Linked DNA regions of Homo sapiens: regions 1 and 3 are each linked to region 2. The links are chromatin contacts, found by Hi-C or POLR2A ChIA-PET in ENCODE. All regions are on one chromosome and are shown on one strand. Each heading gives the region's core, a stretch centred on a gene start or an enhancer-like site at or near the end of the contact. The rest is flanking DNA. Distances are from core to core; before and after follow the strand shown.

Region 1 (3,332 bases), core at 319-2,818, 130 kb before region 2:
CTATATATCAATTTGGGAAGAATTAACATCTTTGCCTCGTTGGGTAGACAAGTCCTATGCCTTTATAAACACTTTTTTATTTTAGGACGAACTAGGGTAACAAATTCAGTTGCTCAAAAGAGGCCGCATGTATCAGGTTTAAGAACATGCAGGCTTCTTGTGATAGTAGATTGGATACAGAATATTTCTGTACTGTAAGAAAACAATAACTCAATCAGATGTTAAATGACCAGGAACACTTGAGCTCAGCATTAGAAACATAATAAGGAATGGTGGGGATTGTGGCTTGCTGGAGGAAAGCCATGTCCCCTATGAATGGAGCAGTTGCTACCCAAGTCTTCTCATGGTTAAGAACATGGGCACAGCATTGCTATGGCTTATATATTTTCAACATAAGCCAGAAATCTATTTTTTAAAAAACCTAAAATGTTGGCACCTACTTTGAATTAACATAAAATAAAACAGTTCAAATACACACGTTGGTACGCTGGATCCAGCAGCCTCTCTGTGGTCTCAGAATTAGAGACAACAAAGAAGGTCCCCACCCTCAGGGAACATACACTCCAGCTGGAGCAGCAGAGAGACACCACAAAGCAGCACTGTTCTGCTCTCAACAGTAGGAGCTGAAGAGCATGCAGGGGGATCCTGAACTCTGCCCTGGGAGGTCAGGGATGGCTCCCCAAAGAAGTGGATTTACACAGCAACTCCAAGGAGAGACATTTGGAACCAAGCTGTAAGCACATTAGGAAAGAGTAAGGGATACTTTCCAGAGAATCCAAATCGTGGCATGAGGTACTCTTGAGAAGGTTAATTCAGTTGATGATTCAACATGTGCTATTTAATCCATTGCCTCCAGAGCAAACATTGATAGGATTAAATAACAGTGCAGAGCTCTACTTCCGGGCATCACAGAACATAGCGGGGAAGAGGTCATAGAGTTCAGTGTTTCTCCAAGTGTTATGTCACCTGTTGGGAATTGCAAAGCTAAAGCTTTCCAGAGGTGAACAGTTTTCTGATGCTCTTGGAAGAAAATCAGAGCCCCTTCTAATTACTCACAAGGACCTATGTGGTCTGGCCCCTGCCTGCCTCTTTAGCCTCCTCTTCTCTCCTTATTCCTGTCTTCTTTCTGTCTTTGCAGCATATCATGACTCAAGGCCTTTGCATTTTGTCATTCTTTCATTTATTCTTCTGTTTATTCAAGAACTGTTGATTGAATAGAAATAAATATTCTAGGTATTGGGAATACAACAGTGAACAAAGTCAACTCAGTTCTTACCCTCATGGAGTTTACATTCTAATGGAGGAGGAAGACACACATAGATAATATCCTGCCTTGTGTGATGAGTTCTATGAAGAAATATTAAACAGAGTTAAGTCATAGGGAATAATGGTGATTGCCCCCAGAGGGTGGGGGCAGGTCTTCTGGTGAACATATGAGAAGAACTTGAATGAAGTGATGGAGCACAACACAAAAGCACATGGGCTTTTCCAGAAAGAGAAAACTACAAGTGCAAAGAGCCTGACGCAGGAGCACATTTGGCCTATTTGTGGGTAGCAAGAAGGGGAGTGTGCTAGGGCAGAAGAGTGGCAGGAAATGGGGGTAGGGAGGAGGCCAGATCATGTGAAACTGCAGGCCTTGGTTAGCACTGTGGCTTTTACCCTCAGTGTAAGGAGGAGCCACAGAGACATGATTTGACTTACAGAGAACAGATGGTGGATAGAAATCTGTTACAAGTTTATTAGAAAAGTCCAAGTGAGAGATGGTGGCAGCTTGGACTAGTGTGGTAGCAGTGAGGGTGGGGAGAGGCTGATCAGCTTGAGACGCTGTCAAGGTAGAGATACTGTAGGGTTGCCTTGCACTTGCCTTGGAGTATGAGAGGAAGGAGTCAAGGATGACTCCAGGGGTTTTGTTCTGAGTGATACATTTATTGAGATGAAAAAAAGCAGTGCCTGTAACATCACAATGTTGGCTCCTTATCATGATTCAGGTCTCCATCGAATGTCTTCTCTTTGGAGACATCTTCCCTGACCACCCCTCATCCTATCAGTGCTGCTCATTTTATTTCTCAGAACTTAACACATATCTGAAATTATCTTATTCATTTTATTTGACTCATTTATCATCCGGATTCCCCACTGAAATGCAAGACCTAAGAGAATAAGTGCCATGTCTGCTTAGTTTATTGCAATATCTTTAGTACCTAATTCAGTGCCTGGATCTTGAAATAAGATCAGTAAAAGTTTGCTGAATGAGGTTTGCAATGTGTGAGATAAGTTAAGTCCCCAGGTTTTTGGGGTGTGTGTGTGTAGTTCTTTTCAGAGCAATCAGTTAATGGATTAAATAGTATTGATTATCTGTGGCAGGCACTGTGCCAGGCTCTGGGAAAACAAAAATGAGCAGAAAAAAAGCATTGCCTGCAGCCTCATGGAGCTTCCAGCAGCCTGGCAGAGCCATAGTAAATAATCTCACCAACAGACTTTCACTGTGCTAAAAACTCTGAAGGAAAGACACATGGAGGTATGAAAGTGTATTATCTGGGGATCTGATCACTTCGGGGAACACAGGTGAAACTTCTCTGAGCTGAGATCCACAGGAGAAGCCACTGTGGGCCTCAGGGATCTCTGAGAAGCATAGATGCTGTGGCTATGACTTCAAATTTTTCATGGAGCTTCTTGTGGAAAGAAACACATTTTGGCAAAAGCAGAACTAGTACAACCTTCTCAAGCACTGGGGCTTAGCTGGGTTCAGAACCTGGATAAGATGAGCAGCTGCTCCATGACAGAACTAGGGTTTTGTATTTATCATGACACATGTGGGTAAAAAGGGAATGCTACCTACTTAACAGGGCTGCTATGAGAAGGAAAAGTTATTGTCCATGAAATGCTTAGCACAGTGTCTGGTACACAAGAAGTGCAAAATACTTGGTAATAATTATCATCAGACTTCAAATTTGTGAGGGTATAATGTGAATACTCTCCCACACACAGAGAATAGACAGTATAGAACCTTACACAGAGCAGGACCTCAATAAGTTTGTATTGAATAAATAAGTGCTGGTTGCCTTGGTGACACACCATTTTGAATCTGACCAAACATTTTCACCAAAGATGGACACAGTAAATAAGTAGAAATGAACTAGGCCAGTTCCTTTTGTCAGCTGTCTCAGGACTGGTAGCTGACATTAATTATTGATATTACAGGGAGGGAGATTCTTGCCAGCCAAGGACACTTGGCAGCTTGAATGTAAGGAATTCGGTCTGATGCTCGGTTTTAAACTAAAGATAAGTGAGAAGTGGGAGGACCCAGAGGATTCGATGATTTTATGCATCAA
Region 2 (3,485 bases), core at 644-3,143:
TTTTTATTTCTTTCAGAGCTTGAACTCTTTTACTCCCCCCATCACATTTCTCTAGCAGTCTTTTGATTTGATTAAATATTACAGAAATGTTAGCATCCAAGAATAATAATTTTAAATTAATACACCTTGCAACATTGTCCTAAAGCATTTCCACATACATTTTCTCGCATGGATATTACAATGTGATAATGCAACACTTTGTATGAGTGGCTAAGGATAAAAGGCCTACAGGTAGAAAATGAAAGCAAAAATGCAAAAGTTTTGGCACTGGGGGAAAAAAATGCCTCTACTCTCTATTCACACACAAAAGGCAGAATGAGATTCCACCTGCTGACTTTCCCTTCCTGCCCGCACAGCACTAGTGCTTATGTCAGAACAAGCTGGGAGAGAGGGAGAGACGACAATTTCACCTCTTGGCAAAGCTCAGCTTGCTGAACCCTTTTGCTTTCTGCTGGCTGTTGATTCAGCAGAAACTACTGCTGCAGAATTCATAATGGTGATTTTTAAAGGCCCCACCGATCGCGTTGCTCACCCCACGTGTCAGCCTCATTCGCTGCCCGCCAGAGCACTATTTCCCCAGCCACCTTTTTATTTTTGCTAATGCACTTCCAAAAGGAAAGAGGTTCGCCCGTCTGCAAAGGGCTTTTTGGGGTTTTGATTGTCTAAGCAGGTAACCTGGCCGGCCGGGGAGATGAATGGGCAGGAAATGAAACCTTGCCCTCCCTGCAGCCACTGAGAGACATAACATCGTTTCGCTCAGGGAGGGGGGACCAAGGTCCTACTGGGCCCCTCCCTTCTTATCTCCCCCCAAGACCCCTGCGAACATCTCGGGGAAGGGGTCATCTGCCTTCCTGGGGTCATCTTTCTGGGCGAGAGCCCCACCCTGAAAAAGCCTAATCCCTGAGGGCCATTTTAACTCCCGTGGGCGCCGGGTCCACCTGCTGCTGAACGCCGAGCTCGCCTCGCGGAGCCCGGATGGATGCGAGGTGCACTGGGGCTGCCGGGGCCAGCCGAGCCCCCGCCCCAGCCCTAGGGCCCGGAGGAGTCTCCGCCACTACGCGCCCAGCTGCCCAGGAAGCACAGTGATCCGCAACTTGCGCCCGGCCCCAACGGCGGAATGCGGCGGGGCTGGCGTTACCTTCGGTCGCATAGCTGTGGTCGCGCAGGAAACTGTTGTTGATTTTGCGGGTATCAATGTCCTCCTCCATTGACAGCAGGCTTACTTGCGTGGGAACCAGAAGCCGGCAGACAAGTATCCATGATCCCTCCCCGCAGCCAGTCTCACAGGAGAGGGGGGCAGGGGAGCCAGTGGGACTGCACCATGGTCCGAGCCTGAGGAGGAGACGGGGAGGCGGAGAGAAAAAAAATAAAAACCCGGCAATGGAGCTGTCACCTCCTCCACTCGGGTTCTGCGAGGCTGCGGCGGCTCCTCCCGCGCGGTGCGCTCACTCCAGCTCCAGTTCCCAGCGAGGATGCTGCGCCTGCCTCCGCTGCCTCCGGGTGCCAAGATACGCCGTGCCCCGAGGGGTCTGGTCCCGCCCGCCCGCCCCGGAGGCGCTCACAAGCGGGTCTGGGGAGATGCCCAACAGGTTCCCCTCCTTGGCAGCCGCTCCAAAATGCAAAAAAGATCCCTCCTCCCCCTGGGAGAGCGGGCAGCCGCGACAAAATGGTGCCTTTCTGGACCCGAGCTGCAGTGGCGAGATGGCAGGGACAGGATTCAGGCTTGCCTGGCCGGAATGAGGGTGCTGGTCCCACGGGAGGGCGGCTCCGGCAGGCGGGGGTAGGGAAGCTGGCGGGGAGCTGGGCAGGGCGCTGCAGCCGGCGCCAGCGCACTCACCCTCACACCCACACGCGCGCACTCGCAGCTGCTGCTGCTGCTGCTGCTGCTGCTGCTGCAGGAGGCTGGAGGCGGCTGGTGCATTAAAGGCGAGGCTCCTCCCAACCGCGTCAGCAGCCCCACGACTCTTTCCCAGCAGCAGTGGTGGCCGAGGCAGAGGCTGCGGCTGCTCTTTGCTGCAGTGGGGCGCATGCAGCCGCGAATCGGCACCTGGGCAGCAAGCGACTAGCTTGCAGGTTCAGGTGGAACGCATAGACGCGCTCTTCCAACCTCCTCCCCTCTCGCGCCACTCAGCTAAGGGCCACGTCTACGCTAGCACCCAGAGCCCCTAGCTCCCTGCCTTTCTCCGGACGCCTGAACTTGAGAACAGCAAAGAGAAGTAGGTTCCTTTGGATAGTCAGGAAGTCTACATCCAGGTCCCTTTTCCTCACCCTTATATGATGCATGTGGTCCCTTGGTGAATTTAAAGGGCGAGGTTTGGGGCTCGAAGCTTCAGAAAAAGAGGAGAAAGTGGGAAGTGCCGCTCAGAGCCTATCTTAAGCCCTCTAGTAGGAATAGGAGGGGGATCAGGGGCCAGAACTTTGCAACTGGTTCCCCCATTCCTAAGAGTCAAAATACCTTCTAACTGTAGGAGGCTGGTGTTCAATAAAGCATCTGTGTCTACACAGGTGGAGGAAAGCACCAGACTAGTAAACAGGATCAGTCTGAAAAAGTCCACTCTCCCTTGCAGTTTGCACTTCGTTTTGGACAAATTATTGCAGCCTCTCCGTTAGGTTTTGCTTGTGCAGGAACACCTTCTATTTGCTGTCAGCATGGAAGGTACATTGAAGCACAGAAACATAAGCATAAGAGCCCTGTGCCCACAGAGAGCCACTGCTACCCTGGGGGAATTTCAGGAGTCCAATTAATACAGAAAAGAGACCTGTCTTCCTACTTCAACTAGGAAGAAAATGTAGAATTCCCTCCCCACCCATGTTTTCCCAAATTTCAAACTCTACTTTTGAAAGAAAATGAGATTACTATTGTTATGAAACAACCAAAAACATTTAATGAAGCAACCCAAATCACTAGAAAGCCAATTTGGAAAAGACATCAACCCCAATCAGTAGAAAGCCAATTGGAAACGACATTTCCTAGGTTTCATCTTGTAGAAGGTATTCATTTCAATGGGTACCACTGTAGGGAGAGACATCAGCAAATGTTTTGCTCAGTTAAGCTCCACAAGTTTAGCTAGATGGGCCCAGAGGGACCTATGAGTTAATTATATACATACAATGCTTCGGCTAACACAATTTAGAAAGTATTTGAAGTTCAGAAAAATGGAAAAACAAGTCCTTAACTGAGGTTGGGAATTGTCATTAGATTTCCATGCAGTATGGATACTTCTGGTAGATAGAAAATGACATCTTCCTCATCTCCAGAAATTGACTGCATATCCCTGGGAGAAAAGAGCAGAAATGTTCCTTGACATAGTTATTTTGTGTGTGTGTGTGTGTGTGTGTGTGTGTGTGTGTGTGTGTGTGTGGTGGGGGGAGTTCAGTTCAACTTTCAATAGATTCTATTTTATTTTCATCTAGTGCTTAAGACTTATACACTTGTTTGTTCAAAATCCACATTTAAAATTTTAGTAACAGGTGAAGACGGGTAC
Region 3 (3,683 bases), core at 283-2,782, 89 kb after region 2:
GATGAATTGGTCACATGCAGGTAAGGAAATCACGGAGGTTATGTCAGGTCACCTGGTCACACATGGAAGAGGCTGTTGTGTCCATCTTGTCCACACTGATTTCAGCTTGTTGACTTGCAGCCATGCCCAGGGAGATACTGGGGTGTTCCTGCTTATGTAGACTCCCCTCTATCTTCGCGCAGTTGTCAAACTGACACAAAGACCTGAGAACTGTATTCTTACACTGCGGCTATGTGAGCAGAGCCAAAGATCGGCCTCCTCTGACATGACCTAAGGCCCCTCCCTCAACACTCTAATCCATCATACCATTTTATTTTATGCAAAAGCATATCGTTGTCTGAAAACATTACTTTCTTTCTGTTTCCCATCCCCTTCTCTTGCCCCTAACTAGAACGGAAGGCAGCCAAGTGTGGGGCCATGTGAGCCTTATTCCTTTACGTATCCCTCGTACCTAACACTGGGCCTGGCACAGCGTAGGAGCACAAAAATATGTGTAGCCTATAGCATAAAAAATCAATGACAATGCCAATAATCACTGCTGTTATTGTTTATGGTTCCTACTTTTTGCCGGGCACAGAGCTAAGGTCTGTACATAGATCACCTCATTTAATCTCTATAATCAGCCTGCTTAGTGGGGGTAATGTCACCACCCACATAGGATCAGTAATTTCTAGGGCTTAGAATTGATCTTTCAATTTCAACAAGCATGGTTCCCCTTTGCTCAGTATTATAATGCCATACCTTATTTAATCCTCTCTTTTGAAATCCTTCTTATAGTTTCACCTATTTTACAGATTTGAAAGCTGAGTCTCATAGAAGTGAAGCAATTTGCTGAAAGTCACTCAGTTCAGGTTTAAAACCCAGGTCTTGTCTAATTCCAAAGGCCCTGCTGTTTTCACTGCAACATACTGCCCTCTATTAGATACATGGATAAAAAAGGGCTTTCTTAATTCGGTCCTGGAAACCCAGGCCTGAGTTTTGGTTAAGCCTTTGTAAGAAGCCTTTCTCCCAAGCTAAATCTCATATTGGTTTTTCTTGTAGCCAGGTCTTTATTGGTTTCTAGATGTCTCCTCCACGTTCACTTCAAAGACAAAAATTAGCTACAATTTATTGAAGATTTTATTATGTGCCAGGCAGGGTTCAAATGATCTCATTTAATCCTTATAACAGCCCTGTAAAATAGGTTCCATTGATATTATTCCTATTTTATAAATGAGGACACTGAGGGACAGAGAAGTTAAGTAATTTCCCCATGGTTACCTGGATTCTAAACCAGAGCGCTGGTTTGAACCTAGGCAGGCAGTTTCCTTCCAGGATACACTCCTAAGCACCAGTGGCCATCCTAGGGGACTATATCCAGGACATTTCCTTTGCTGACATCAGGTAAGGGAAGGCCCTCAGAAAACCTCAGGGGCAGCCCCACTCAGTAAAGCACTTCCCAGAATGTTTAAGCTCAGAAACTGTGCTGAAGTCAGAATACATAGAGATGCCAGGCATCCTGCAGCTAGCCCTCCTCCCTCCCGGTTTGCAGTCCCAGCCTACGGTTACTCTTCAATTAGTTTCCATCTGTGGCAGCAGCAATTCCCTAGGGGTACATGGGCCAAAAAGAGAGACCGACTCAGCCAAGAACCAGAAATATCCTCACTGCAGCAAACAAGCTAGTGATGGAAAAGAGGAAAATTTTCCCTTCAAGGTCTGGACATTTCTCAAAGACAGCCCACTCAGCTTATATAAGCCGCATGCACCACTAAAGGAACACAACCAAGGCCCCATGAATCTAGAACAATCTTGCCAATTACGTGTTAATTGAAAGTTATGTAGAGGCCATCCACATGCCCTTGGGGAAACTTGACACTGTACTTATTGAATTGTCTGTTCTGGATCACTGACCTGGGCAAAGGGGCTCAGGCAACACTCAAAGGACAGTGGCAAAGTCATTCCACATTCCATGGGTATCAGTTCAGAGTTTCCACCCTTTTTTGAACCTTTCCTCCAAATAAATAGGCAGTGATGGTGTTTAGGGACATTCTGGGCTTCCTTGTATTCATTAGTTCATGTTTTCATATATTTATGTACTTGTAAATTGACAAATCTTGTCTTGAATATACATTTGCTAAGTATCACCTCTGTTTCAGGTTAATGCCAGGTGCTGGGAACATCAAAGTGGGTTAGATACAGTGGGGTGCTGGTAAGTGATGGCCAACTGGCTTGCTATGTGTCGGGCTAACATGAATGCTGGTTGCATTTTCCTTTACATTAATGAATAAGACAAGATTGAAACTACGAAGATCTATGTCAGTGTCGTCTGTTAATGACCTGAGCTACTTCTTTGCTGAATTGAAGTGTCAATAATAGAAGAGTTCTTTAATTTTTTGTGTTGTTCACAGATACTATGACACGCTTTAAAGTTTAATCTGCATTATTGACATTTCTCCATCAGTTTCTTGAGTCTAGACAATTAACTAACAATAAATCAAGCCTTGGTTTATAGCATTTGCCAATCTTCATGTGCAAATAAGACCATCGTGGCCAATTTCAAGCTACCAATATTTTGCCACTAAGCATGGAGTTGAGGAGAGACGTACAACATGAATGTATATCATCTCAAAAGTATAGATTATAGTACAATCTAGTAATTAGGAAGAAATGAGTCTTAAGCTTTTATTATTTTCATTTTGAATATACAATATTTACTTATATAATTTGATATTTTATAATGGCTATGCTTAACAACCAGTTCAAAACAATTCAGGACGTTTAACAAGTGGCGCCAGCCAGCGGGTATTTGTCAACTCCAGCCTACCACTGGTTAGACATAGGCTCCTACTTGAAGAAGTTCACAGTTGAGTTGGGGAAAAGCTCTCATAGTATGAACTGCTTTGTAAGAAGTAAGATCAAGATGCCATCGGAGCATTTGGAAGGCAGATCCAGTCAAGAGTTGGGCTTGGGGAAAGCTTTCTGAGACAAAAATATCTAATCTGAGACCTGAAGGAAAATAGATATTAACTATATGAAGGGTGGAAAGTGGGTTCCAGATGGAGGAAGGCCCTGTGCAAAGGACTGGAGTGAAACCAGATCACAGAAACTTTTGGAAATACACAGTATTTCATTATGGCTGGAATAAAGTGCTGAAGGTAAGGTGGTCACATCAGATAAAATTGGGGGGAGGAGAGTACAAAGCCAGGACATATAAACCATATCAAAAATAGTTTGTCTTAAAGATGGTGAGTACTTACTGACAGTTTATATAAGTGAGGGCACCCTGATTGGATTTCTTATCAGATCATTCCGCCTGTGGTATAGGAAAGAGAGAGGCTAGACAAGGCTATACCCAGGATGCCACAGCCATCCAGGAGCGAGATGCAGGTTGCCTGCCTGGTGGCAGTGGCCACAGGGATGGCAAAGAACAGAAGAATCAAGAGTCATTTAGGAGGTTGTGCCTGCTGGACAAAGTGATTGATTATTTGTGTGTTTTTTGGGGTGGAAGGAGTGCTGAGGGAAACAAAGTCAAGAATGATACTCAGATTTCTGACAAAAGCAACCAAGTAAATGAATGGAAGTGGAGATGGTGGTAGGGGAACAGGTAATTAACCTGAAGGATGATGAGTTCTCTTTTAGATGGATTACATTTATCGCAGTGAATGTCCAAGTGGAGATATCCACGAAGCAGTTGAATTTATGTC

The links. Hi-C counts contacts between places; a loop is a spot of excess contacts on that map. ChIA-PET counts read pairs that join two places held with the same protein, here RNA polymerase II (POLR2A). Pooled maps may share reads with other maps.
Region 1: a loop to region 2 is called in a map of CD8-positive, alpha-beta T cell, with 2.2 times the contacts of the local background. The contact joins the enhancer-like site here to the promoter of PPP2R2B in region 2. A Hi-C loop is called at or near these places in 4 of 168 maps with a recorded cell type or tissue (CD4-positive, alpha-beta memory T cell, CD8-positive, alpha-beta T cell, naive thymus-derived CD4-positive, alpha-beta T cell and 1 more) and 9 of 50 pooled maps. POLR2A ChIA-PET finds 5 or more read pairs at or near these places in 3 of 52 experiments (CD4-positive, alpha-beta memory T cell, CD8-positive, alpha-beta memory T cell and T-cell).
Region 3: a map of ascending aorta shows a loop between it and region 2 (2.3-fold over the local background). The contact joins the enhancer-like site here to the promoter of PPP2R2B in region 2. A Hi-C loop is called at or near these places in 3 of 168 maps with a recorded cell type or tissue (aorta, ascending aorta and head of caudate nucleus) and 8 of 50 pooled maps. POLR2A ChIA-PET finds 5 or more read pairs at or near these places in 1 of 52 experiments (Panc1).

What each region holds. Positions count from the first base shown.
Region 1 is chr5:146,750,368-146,753,699 of GRCh38, forward strand. The region is part of intron 2 of PPP2R2B (protein phosphatase 2 regulatory subunit Bbeta); the gene reads right to left. It overlaps LOC107986461 (a long non-coding RNA gene), which reads right to left. Exons shown (of 2, transcript XR_001742922.2): 2 at 1,975-3,332. Among named protein-coding and RNA genes, the nearest start is that of PPP2R2B, 130 kb to the right of the region's middle. Within about 2 kb of position 1,569, at least 2 of the 41 ENCODE cell types and tissues checked have a DNase peak (open chromatin) inside an H3K27ac peak, as active enhancers do; they include CD8-positive, alpha-beta T cell, where a contact is called at or near this core.
Region 2 is chr5:146,876,864-146,880,348 of GRCh38, forward strand. It overlaps PPP2R2B (protein phosphatase 2 regulatory subunit Bbeta), which reads right to left and starts at 1,894. Exons shown (of 10, transcript NM_181675.4): 1 at 1,728-1,894; 2 at 1,139-1,332. The coding sequence starts at 1,208.
Region 3 is chr5:146,966,244-146,969,926 of GRCh38, forward strand. It overlaps a transcript of PPP2R2B not described here. Among named protein-coding and RNA genes, the nearest start is that of PPP2R2B-IT1, 49 kb to the left of the region's middle. Within about 2 kb of position 1,533, at least 2 of the 41 ENCODE cell types and tissues checked have a DNase peak (open chromatin) inside an H3K27ac peak, as active enhancers do; they include ascending aorta, where a contact is called at or near this core.